Regions from separate parts of the Homo sapiens genome. Here region 2 is linked to region 1. A link is a contact called in ENCODE Hi-C or POLR2A ChIA-PET data. All regions are on one chromosome and are shown on one strand. The core of a region is the stretch at or near the end of the contact, and the rest is flanking DNA. Distances in the headings are between cores, read along the strand shown. Region 1 overlaps SERPINF2 (serpin family F member 2). Region 2 holds the start of RTN4RL1-AS1 (RTN4RL1 antisense RNA 1).

Region 1 (5,756 bases), core at 3,199-5,698:
CTGTTTTCTGTATCTGGTCCTTTTTTTTATTTTTATTCTTTTTTTTGAGGCAGAGTCTTGCTCTGTCGCCCAGGCTGGAGTGCAGTGGCGTGATCTCGGTTCACTGCAACCTCTGCCTCCTGGGGTCAAGCAATTATCCTGCCTCAGCCTCCTGAGTAGCTGAGACTACAGGCGCCCGCCACTGCACCCAGCTAATTTTTGTATTTTTCAGTAGAGACGGGGTTTCACCATTTTGGCCAGGCTGGTCTTGAACTCCTGACCTCATGATCCACCCACCTCGGCCTCCCAAAGTGCTGGGATTACAGGCGTGAGCCACCGCGCCCGGCCTGGTCCTTTTTTTTTTCTTCAGGCGGAGTCTTGCTCTGTCGCCCAGGCTGGAGTGCAGCGTCTACCTGTTCGTTGCTGCATCCCCAGGGCTTGGTATTCTGCTGGGTTCATGGGAGGTGCTGAAGAGGTACCTGCTGGGTGGAGGTTACAGTGAAGGCAGCCAGACCAGAGACAGGGAGAGCCTAGCAGGCAATGTCAGGGATCCCAGGAAGTGAAGACGAGGCCCAGACTGGGGCACTGGGAGCTGCAGTGGAGAGGAGGGGAACGCTGAGAAAGACTTGACAAGTGCTGCAGGGCATAGTGGCTCACACCACTCTGGGAGGCCGAGGCGGGCGGATCACCTGAGGTCAGGAGTTCGAGACCAGCCTGACCAACATGGCAAAACCCGGTCTCTACTAAAATACAAAAATTAGCAGTGCGTGGTGGCGCATGCCTGTAATCCCAGCTACTCGGGAGGCTGAGGCAGGAGAATTGCTTGGACCCGGGAGGCAGAGGTTGCAGTGAGCCGAGGTCGCACCGCTGCACTCCAGCCTGGGCTACAGAGCGAGACTCTTTCAAAAAAATAAAAAGGACACACTTGACAAGACAAAAAACACTGTGTTTATCGTGTCCCTAGAGCCTAAAGGATCTGTCCTGAGCTCCTCTCTGACTCCTACTCCTCCTCCCACTCACTCTCTCCACTCCAGCCCCACCGTCCCCTACTTGTCTTGAGCTCCTCGGCAGGACCTCTGCACATGCCGTTCCTCGGCCAGGCCACGCTTCGCCGGGACCTCCATAGTGCCCTCCTTCTTCCCCTTCAAGGCCGTGCTCTCGTGTCACCTTCTCACAAGGCTTTTCCTCCCAGCCCCGCCCCCTCCCCCACTTCACTTTCACCATTGCTCTCCGGCAGCTCATCCTCGGACAGACCATGTATTTCCCTTTGTTGATTTACTATCTCTCTCTCCACACGGCTCGTTTGCAAGAAGCAAGACTCCATGCCAGGCCTCTCTGACTTCCAGGGGCTTGCTCTTAACCGCTGCACATTAGGGCTCCAGGTGGCCGCTGCCACGTGGACCCCCTGCACCTCCAGCAGGGAAGCGTGCCCACCCACATGGTCACCCACGCTGCCCCAGCTCCTGGGCTCTGGCACAGAGGAAGGTGTCAGCCCTGTGCCAAGGTTTCCCCACCTGCTTCCCCCAAATCCTCAGGCACTGACTGTCTCCAGCTGGAGCTGGGTACTCCCGGCAGCCTGCCCCCGGCTGGCGGGCACCAGCTCCTGGCAGAGGGGCTGGTGTGTAATTAGAAGCTCCACAAACTCCCTAATTGCCAGTTCTTCTCCCAAACCAGGAGGCTGGCGCTGTTCTGAGCCGCCCTGTTGCCGGCTGCCTGAGGCATAGAGAGAAGAAGAAGCCAGGAGCAGAGCCAGGCTGGCGTGGAGGTGTCCCGGGGGAGGGCTGGCGAGGTCAGAGGGGACCACGGGGTGGAGGATGCCTGGCGAGCGGCCAGAGGCCAAACGTGGCACTGCGCGGGCTGCCACCCCTGCTGGGCCCAGGGTTCCTCAGCACAGTCCACCCTGCGGCCGCCTCCCTGCCTTCCCCACCATCCTCACTTGTCCCCACCCATGCCCAGAACGGTGACATCAAACCAGCCAGGCCCATTCATTCTTTATTCAGGTGGCATAAAAATCACTACAAAAACCTTACAAAAGAGCCTTAAGGAGCTCATGGGATCCTTCCCTGCCTCGGTTCCTGAGCTCCCGGGCAGAGGAGGGAGACAGGAGAGGAAGGAAGGGAAATGCTGGCAGTGTTGGGATCTCGAGGAGCCGTGGGAAGTCTGGCGTGACAAGGCACAGGGGGTAGGATGGAGGCTGATGGACTCTCGGCAGGTTAGGCCACAGCCAGGCTGTGCCAGACACGAGTTCCACGCGGGGCTGAGGACAACGCTTCGCCTCCCGAGCCACCACCAGGGCCCGTCTCTCCCCACCCTAGCCTAGGTGTCCCGGGACAAGTCCAAAGGCAGCCCTCTCCCCCTCCCTTTTTCTCTGGTAAACAAAAGTCGGGGTGTCCCAGCTGACGTGGGGAGCAGCTAACCTGTCTCCTGGCAGAACTAGAAGCACCTCCCTCCTGCCCAGGCCCCGGTGCAGGACACCCTCTGAGCCTGTTTGGAAGAAAGATGAGGGTCAGGCTCCCGGCTCCCCGATGCCTGCCCTCCTCCCAGCCGCGCCCCCCCCCCACCCTAAACTCCCCAAGAGGTGTTGGGAAAGAATGGCCTCTCTCAGACTGCCCCCGGCCCCTGCCCCAGTGCCACAAAGCCGGTTGGAAAGAGTCACATGAGTGGAGAGGCTGGTCCAGGCAGGGACTCTGGATGCCACAGCCACGGCCCCTCACTTGGGGCTGCCAAACTGGGGGTAATCCTCCTCCATGGGGGGCACAAGTTTTAAGTCAGGGCCGAAAAGCTTGTCTCCGCGGGGGAAGCCTTTCAGGCTCTGGAGGAAGTCCTTGTTGCCCGGGGAATCCTGCTGTTCCTTGAGCTCCCGCGGTGCACTGGGGTTGGGGTTCCTCACGCTGCCCACGAAGAGGGGAAGGCCTGTGGTGTCCTCGAAGATGAAGAAGAGGAAGGGGCGGTTCACGCTGAAGGAGGACAGGGACATGCGGGACATGGCAATGCTGGTGGCCGCCGCCGCCTCCACGCCGACCTCGCTGAGCTCCAGGGTGGACTGATGCTGCACGCCGGACACCACCAGGCTCTGCTCGGAGATCCCACGCAGGTCTGGGGCCTGGAACAACTCCTGCAGGCCTGCCCAGGGCCAGAGATGGCTGGTCAGAGCTGCCCTTGGCCTCACAGGCTCCTGGAGCTGCTTGGGAGGGTGTCTGAGATCCTGGCCAGGGAACAGCTTGAACTCACAGATACCTGCTTCATTCCTATCCGGTTTCCAAGACTCAGCTTAAACACCACCTCCTCCAGGAAGCCTTCCCTGATCCCCAGCTCTAAAGTCCAACCAAGGTACATTTTCAGTGTTCTCCCAGGTGAGCTGGAGAGAAGCCCTCTCTGTCTTATCGCTTATGCTGTAGTAAGTATGTGATTGCTCGTCTGCCCACCCCATTAGACTCAGCTGTTTGTACATGGTGGGCTCCCGGTACCTGGTACAGTGCCTGGAATACAGCAGCTGCTTAGCAAATGGCTGAAGGATAGATGCTTTATTTATTTATTTTAGTTATTATAATTTTTTTTTGAGATGGAGTCTCACTCTGTCATCCAGGCTGGAGTACAGTGGCGTGATCTCGGCTCACTGCAACCTCCTCCTCCCAGGTTCAAGCAATTCTCCTGCCTCAGCCTCCCAAGTAGCTGGGATTATGGGCATGCGCCACCACGCCCGGCTAATTTTTGTATTTTTAGTGGAGACGGGTTTGGCCATGTTGGCCAGGCTGGTCTCAAACTCATGACCTCAGGTGATCCACCCTCTTTGGCCTCCCAAAGTGCTAGGATTACAGACGTGAGCCACCATGCCCGGCCTTTATTTTTATTTTTGAGACAAGGTCTTAGTTCTTTTGCTGAGGCTGGAGTGCAGTGGCACAATTATGGCTCACTGCAGCCTCAGCCACCTGGGGTCAAGAGGGCCTCCCACCTCAACCTCCCCAGTAGCATGCACCACACCTGGCTAATTTTTGTATTTTTTGTAGGGACGGAGTTTCAATGTGTTGCACAGGCTGGTGTCGGACTCCCGGGCTCAAGCAATCCACCCACTTCAGCTTCCCAACGTGCTGGGATTACAGGCATGAGCCACTCCACCCAGCATTTCTTTAACAGTGTGACACCCCAGCTTCTCCTCCTTCCCCTTCCAGGGAAGCCAGCGAGGCTCACATGCCATCCCAGGCTCTCTACCCAGACTCTCCTTGCAATGCGAGGTCTTGGGCAGCAAAGCAGAGCCCCATTCCCCGGGCCACCCCAACTTCCTCTAGGACAGAGGGTCTGGGGGCTCATATTCAACCCTCTCCCCGCTCCCGAAGCCCTGGAAAAGAGCAGGACACAGGACAGCTCTGACTCAGCTCCACTGCCAGCCAGACGCTTCCTCCTTACCCGCCCTGCCCAGCCTGACCTCGGGGGCTCGCCCGCACCCTCCTCCTTACCCAGCTGGCTGAGGGTGGCCACCAGGTCCATTTGGTGTTTCAGATACAGCTTAGGCAGCCGGACCTTGGTGGGCCTCTCCCACACCAGAGGTGGGTGCAGGGTGTCCCAACTCAGGTTGGCCAGTACCTGGGACACGTTCCATTCAAAGTGGGTGGGTACAAGGACCACAAAGCTCATGTTGTTCTTAAAGGGGAAATGAGCCACCTACAGAAAAGGGAAGGGAAGAGCATGAGGACAGAAAGCCCCGAAGCTAAGTGGGGGTGGGGCCAGCAGGTGCTCCTAAGGCAGACAATGGGGCTCCTGGCCATCCTGCCAGGCGTGTGACTGACCCCACTGCTCCTCCACTTCCTCACAGTGGGGTGGAGTCATACTACCTGTCCCACTGCAGGCGGACACGTAACCGAATGAGATGCTTTTAAAGTTTCTAGCAGTGTGGCCGGGCATGGGGGCTCACGCCTGTAATCCTAGCACTTTGGGAGGCCGAGGCAGGCAGATCACCTGAGGTCAGGAGTTCAAGACCAGCCTGACCAACATGGCAAAACCTCATCTCTACTAAAAATACAAAAATGAGCTGGGCTTCTGTGGTGACGGGCGCTTGTAATCGCAGCAACTCGGGAGGCTGAGGCAGGAGAATTGCTTGAACCCGGGAGGCAGAGGTTGCCATGAGCCAAGATCAAGCCACTGCACTCCAGCCTGGGGGACAGGAGTAAAAATCCGTCTCAAAAAAAGAAAAAAAACAACATTGTAGCAGTGTCCGCTGTCACAGACGGTGCTCAATAATACCTGGTGGTTTTCTCTCTTCACCGGCTACCAGCTGGCCGTGTGACCCGGCGTAAGGAATCGCCTGTCTTTGTCTCAGCTTCTCCAGATGTACCACAGACAGGGTCACTGGCTGTCATACCACAGCTGGGTTCTGTGGGTGAGCCACTGCCGAGTGCTGCCCGCCCCACCCTCCCACACCTCCCTCTTGTGACTTTGCCAGCTGTGTAAATATATTGTGATTTGGCTTAAGATTTCTTTTTTTTTCTTTTCTTTTGAGTTGGAGTCTCGCACTGTCGCCCAGGCTGGAGTGCAGTGGCGCAATCTCGGCTCACCGCAACCTCCGCCTCGTGGATTCACGCCATTCTTCTGCCTCAGCCTCCCGAGTAGCTGGGATTACAGGTGCCCGCCACTACGCCCGGCTAATTTTTTGTATTTTTAGAAGAGATGGGGTTTCACCGTGTTAGCCAGGATGGTCTCAATCTCCTGACCTCGTGATCCACCTGCCTTGGCCTCCCAAAGTGCTGGGATTACAGGCATGAGCCTGTAAACCACACCCAGCC
Region 2 (5,194 bases), core at 1,751-4,250, 260 kb before region 1:
TCTTATAACTGTCTTTCATTAGACTTTATCTGTACATCAACCACAAAATCAGTCAAACACACTCATTTATAAGTTAATGCCATCCCTGAATAATTCAGCGAGAGCTAGATTAAGGCCTGCAACCCAGTACGATGCATTTGGTTCCCTTGGTTTCCACGGGCAGATGGGCTGGTCTGGTGGCGGATTTGGGCTTCTCTTTTGTGGGAAGAAGGGAAGGCAAAGGGAAGGAGGGACCGTGGTGGCATCAGATGGTTGCTTCACTTGAATCCACAGCTCCTCTAGGTGTTTGGAGAGTCTTCAAGTGTCCAGATGTGGGCAGGCTACATCTCTGCCTCTCTCTGGGGGCAACCAAGACTTGGAGCTATAGTAATGTAGCTGCCCTTAACCCCAGTGGCGAGAGTGAGAGAAGAGCGTTCCCTGCACGGCCAAGATACTCTTTTCTGCTGCAGAGGAAGTATAGAGGGGAGATAGAAGAACCCTTATCAAGGAGGCTGAGCTGTGAGACTTTTTAGCCCAAATCCAGGTGCAGAAGTCAAATTTCGGCCTTCCCAGCCCATTTCTGTCCCAGTCAAGGCATGTAGCCTGGTGGAACCAATCTCACCAAAACAGCTTCTCTCCTTAGGAGCTTCTGGGCTGCTGCGCTCCTCAAAGCTCCGGGTCCTTATGCCAGAAAAAAGACGTCAAGAGGAGAGATTTTAGGGGAGCGCCCTGACAGAGAGGAGAGGCAGAGCGAGTTGCTAAGTAAAGCCCATGCATGCATTTTCTCACCAGCATGCCAGAATAACAGCAAGGACAGCAGAGGGATGTTCCCTGTGAGCTCAGACAACATAGAAAATGTGTTTTGGTTCGGTTCCCACCATGCCAGCATGGGAAACAATTCCTTACTGCAGAGTGTTCAGGTCCATTTTCTACAGGGAAACTGTTCATGACCCAAACTCCCAGCACGAGCCCTCGTTCCTCCACAGTAGGAGTGAACTTCAGAGTTTCTGGCCTCCGCCTCAGCTTGCGGACCTGGAGCCCTCTGGGCGGTTACATGGCTCTGTTGATGGAGACCAGGTAGAGACCCGGAGCAGACACGCTGTCCATGCCAGGAGAGCTTCTTGGCCGAGTTTGAGAAGAAGTCTCAGGAGGAAAAGGCAGGGGAAGGGGTAGGTGTTTGCCCCTGGCCAGTGGTGGAGTTGAAAGCAGATGGCATCAAAGAGGGGGAGTTGTGTGGGGCGAATCCAACTCCAAGCTCTGGCCGTGTCTTTGGGATGAGGCTTTAAAAAGGACAGAGCGGTTCACTTGCTGGAGATGAGAAGGAGGGCCAGGCGTCGTGAAGGATGTCGAGAGCAGAACTGCCTGGTACCATCTGCAGTGAAGTAGTGGTTAAGGTTAAAGCAGAGAGGAGATGACAGGGAGGGAACAGATGGCCGAGGCAGCAAAATAGCTGGCGAAACGGGAACGGAGCCTCCAGGGACGGCAGAAGCCAGGACCTCCACGCAGAGTGCCGAAAGCAGCCCTTTCCTCGGGGTGCAGTGGCCGGACCTCCCTGGGCAGAAATGAGACAGAGAGAGGAGTTGGGAAGGGACCCTAGCGTGAGGGCCCCCCCCAAGGCCTGGAGAAGACTGAGGGAACCATCAGCTCCAAGGCTAGGGCTGCAGGAGCAGAGGGGCCTCCAGGGATGTCGAGGAACTGGAGAGAGGAGCCCGCTGACTTGGTGTCCATCACTAGAATGAGTCCCAGCCACCTCGGGCTTCACAGAGCATGCCCAGCCAAGCCTGCTGGGAGGAGACATGGATGCTAGCTGGAAACAGGCAGCAGGCAATAACCTGCTCTTCCCCACCTGCCCGTCACTGTCCACATGCTGCCAATAGCCGCTTGTGTTTACTGAGCACTTGTTACAGCCTCACTGAGTGTGCTCCACGCCTTATCTCATGCCACCTCCACCCCCACCCTGCAGGATCCGTCTGTGCTCATTCCTCCGTGTCAGATGAGGAAACTGAGGCATAGCTAGCTGGAGTCCCTTTCCCTGGGCCACCCAGCCGGCGCACTGCTGAGTCAGGATGCAGCCCCCGCTCTGTCTGTCAAGCCCACCGTCTCCCTTGCCCTCTGGACCTCTGTGCTCCACTGTCTCACGTGCCCATCTGTCTTGATTTCTCTGACATTTGTTTTGTGGGGCGCTGGGCGCTGCTGATTCATTTCTGGCTTCTCGCAGAGCTTGCTGGTGGTTCCTATGCACTCCCCTCTGCGGTTCCTCAGGAGCCTCTCTGGCTGGGATCTGGGACTCCTGGGGCCTGAGCTGCTGTCTCATATGTCCTCTCCTACTCCCTCTCCCCCGGTGTCTGGAAGACACAGTCCTCACCTCTGTCTCCTGCCCTGGTTTCTTCCTTGGGGACAGAGATGGGACAGTGGGCCAGGAACCCTCCTGCCTGCTTTCACGCCCCTGAGGAGGGCCCAGGGCCATGGATTATTGGGGGGCTGTGCTCTGCTTGGGATCTCAGCCCTCCCCATGGTTTGCTCTCCCTGGCTTCCCTCCAGGGTGACCTGATGGACTTGCTAGCACAGCCCCGGAACACACTGGCTCCACCACCTATACCTGCCCCTCTTGCCTTGTAGTGCTCCCTACCTCCTGGGGGGCCTTCCCGCAGCCCAGCCCTAGCCTGCCAGGCAGGATGGCAGCTGCAGGGCTCAGCTGTCCTCCAGAAAGGGCTTCTCCTGTCCCCTTCCAGCCACGGTTGAGTCCCAGAGAGGTCAGTTCTCCCCGTGATTCTTTAGGAAAAGAAAGAAGATGAAACAAGGCAGAGAGTCTAGCTGATCTTAGGGTGCAGGAGCGTGGAATCCCGCTTCAGAGTGGAGGCCTCCTCCGCTGTGGTGAGGCTCGTGCTTCCGAACCTGTGATCACTGTCTAACCAGTCAGCGAAGCGTGGAAACGAAACTGCAAACAGCCCCTGCTATCTGATTCAGGAGAGTCGCTCTGGAGACCTCTGTGCTGGCACAGCAAAAGAGTTGGTACCATAGTGTGTGTGCGTGTGTGTGTGTGTGTGTGTGTGTATGTACAGAAACACACCTGGCAAAGCATGCAACAGGCTCCCTGTAGTGTGTGTGGCAGAGGTCACTGTTGCAGAGCAGGACACCCTAGTGCACCAGAGCCTCTGCTGGCACCCACACCATTGGTCCACTGGCAGGGCTCGGTGCCGTGGCACGATGGTGAGCCAGTCAGTGGGGGCAGGGGCTCCCAGGAGTGGGCAGGCCAGCGCTGTGTGTGCCACATGTCAGGAACAACACTTGCTGAGTGGGTGTGTGGCTCGCCCTCACAGGGGGTGGGTGGGCACGACTCGTGACATGTCTGCCAGGGGACAGACCACTGCAGCCCCCAGCGATGGGCCACTTGGCAGCTCACTGAGTTGATTCCAGAGGGTAGTGGCATCATGGTGACAACTACGTGAGCAAGGGTCTTTCCCAAATCAGGACAAAAGCTGGGCTCCCAACTTTCAGCCCACTGAGGTGGTAGAAAGTTTGCTTCTGCCTCCAAAATCATCCCCACAGGATTTGCTATCTCTTTCTGGGCACCAGGACCAGCACGCAGTGAAGGGGGCCTTTACATATGCTTATGTTGAGAGATTCATGAGGCCCTGGGGGGAAATTGGCATTCTTCTGACCATGATTTATTTATACGGCGATAGGATGATGGGGATATGGAGGCTAAGGTGACTCCATGAGTGAGAAGCGCACAAGGCAAGAAGCCTTGCTCTGCATTTGACATTTAGTGGGGTGACTCCTACCAGGGAGCTGCTTTTCCTTTTAGAAGGTTTTGCCTTTAATGTTCTATTCATGGGCTTGTCTGAGCAAGCTGGGAGAAGGAAGGAGCACGTGTGGAGGTGGGCCTGGGGTCTACAGCTGGCCAGCCTCAGGGGAGGCAGGGCCGAGGGAGGTCACTTGATGGCCAGTGAGGGGCACCTGGGCAGGCCGGACGCTGGGGACAATGGCTATGCTCTGGCGCTGCAGCCCGGCCTCCCGCCTGCCCGCCTGCTGCCGCCTGTCGCTGGCATGTGCCGCATGCCACACGCTGCGTCTCTCTGTCTCTCATCACACGCTGCCAGACTCCGTCTCTCACCGCAGCCCTGTATGCAACCCTGGCTTTGCCCTTGTCACGGCCCTTTCCTTTCCAGGAACTGTGGGGCTGTGGAAAGACCAACGGAGCTGGCACCCTGGGGCTGTGTTCGGTCAGCTCTGGGGCGGACTCAGTAGAACCCCAGACATGTCTCCTCATCTCTGGGCCTCAGTTTACCCATCTGTAATATGACTAGATCAATGGTCTTTCAAAGTTTTTTTTTGTTTTTTGTTTTTGTTTTTGAGATGGAGTCTTGCTGTGTCACCCAGGCTGGAGTGCAGTGGTGTGATCTTGGCTCACTGCAAATTCTGCCTCCTGGGTTCAAGTGATTCTCCTGCCTCAGCCTCCCAAGTAGCTGGGATTACAGGCACCTGCCACCACAACTGGCTAATTTTTGTATTTTTAGTAGAAACGGGGTTTCACTATGTTGGCCAGGCTGGTCTTGAACTCCTAACCTCAGGTGATCCTCCCAACTCGGCCTCCCAAAGTGCTGGGATTACAGGCATGAGCCACCGCGCCCGGCCTTCAAAGGTTTTTCAATAGCAGGAGTTTCTTCAAATGGTACCTAATGTCAGAGCCCAGGGCAGGGGGGCCATGATCAGAGCCAGACCCAGGGGGAAGGGCTTCCTCCCTTGGCCTCGGTGCCACCCTGGCCGCCCCTCCAGCTTGGAGGCTCTGGAGTCCCCTGTGGTCCCTCCTAGCAGGATATAGGAAGCCACTGGGTGTGCTGAGCGTTGCCTGTTAACAAGGAGGACTGTCCGCTGTCCACAGGGCGAGGGGTTTGAGTTCTGTCACCTGCGGCTGATGGGGTGTTGCATCCCCTCCTTTCGGACCCCTTGCGGCCGCTCGGCTCTCTCTGCCCGGATCAAGGAAGGGGTTGTCCACACTTGGAGACTCCTTATTCTCACCTCTCACTCCTCAAGCCAGACCCTGCTTTTTCCCTGGCATCCACAGTCACTGCTCTGGCTTGACACTAAACCCGACAGACCTTTTCCTTATCTCCTTGACCTTCTGGGGCATCGGCCCTGTTGGCCGTCCTGCTTCCCCGGCTTCCCTGATGGCAGCCTCCATGGTTCTGCGGCTGCCCCTCTCGGCCGTCTT

What was found. Hi-C counts contacts between places; a loop is a spot of excess contacts on that map. ChIA-PET counts read pairs that join two places held with the same protein, here RNA polymerase II (POLR2A). Pooled maps may share reads with other maps.
Region 2: a loop to region 1 is called in a pooled map, with 2.3 times the contacts of the local background. The contact joins the promoter of RTN4RL1-AS1 here to the enhancer-like site in region 1. A Hi-C loop is called at or near these places in 1 of 50 pooled maps. POLR2A ChIA-PET finds 5 or more read pairs at or near these places in 3 of 52 experiments (CD8-positive, alpha-beta memory T cell, WTC11 and activated naive CD8-positive, alpha-beta T cell).

What each region holds. Positions count from the first base shown.
Region 1 is chr17:1,751,468-1,757,223 of GRCh38, reverse strand. It overlaps SERPINF2 (serpin family F member 2), which reads right to left. Exons shown (of 10, transcript NM_000934.4): 9 at 4,434-4,638; 10 at 1,959-3,102. The coding sequence ends at 2,690. Among named protein-coding and RNA genes, the nearest start is that of SERPINF1, 7.7 kb to the left of the region's middle. RefSeq lists an enhancer at 4,394-4,954. Within about 2 kb of position 4,448, at least 14 of the 41 ENCODE cell types and tissues checked have a DNase peak (open chromatin) inside an H3K27ac peak, as active enhancers do.
Region 2 is chr17:2,015,522-2,020,715 of GRCh38, reverse strand. It overlaps RTN4RL1-AS1 (RTN4RL1 antisense RNA 1), which reads right to left and starts at 3,000. Exons shown (of 2, transcript NR_135642.1): 1 at 2,609-3,000; 2 at 10-1,531. All of the region lies in intron 1 of RTN4RL1 (reticulon 4 receptor like 1), which reads left to right. The region is part of intron 1 of LOC105371486 (a long non-coding RNA gene); the gene reads left to right. RefSeq lists an enhancer at 2,294-2,403.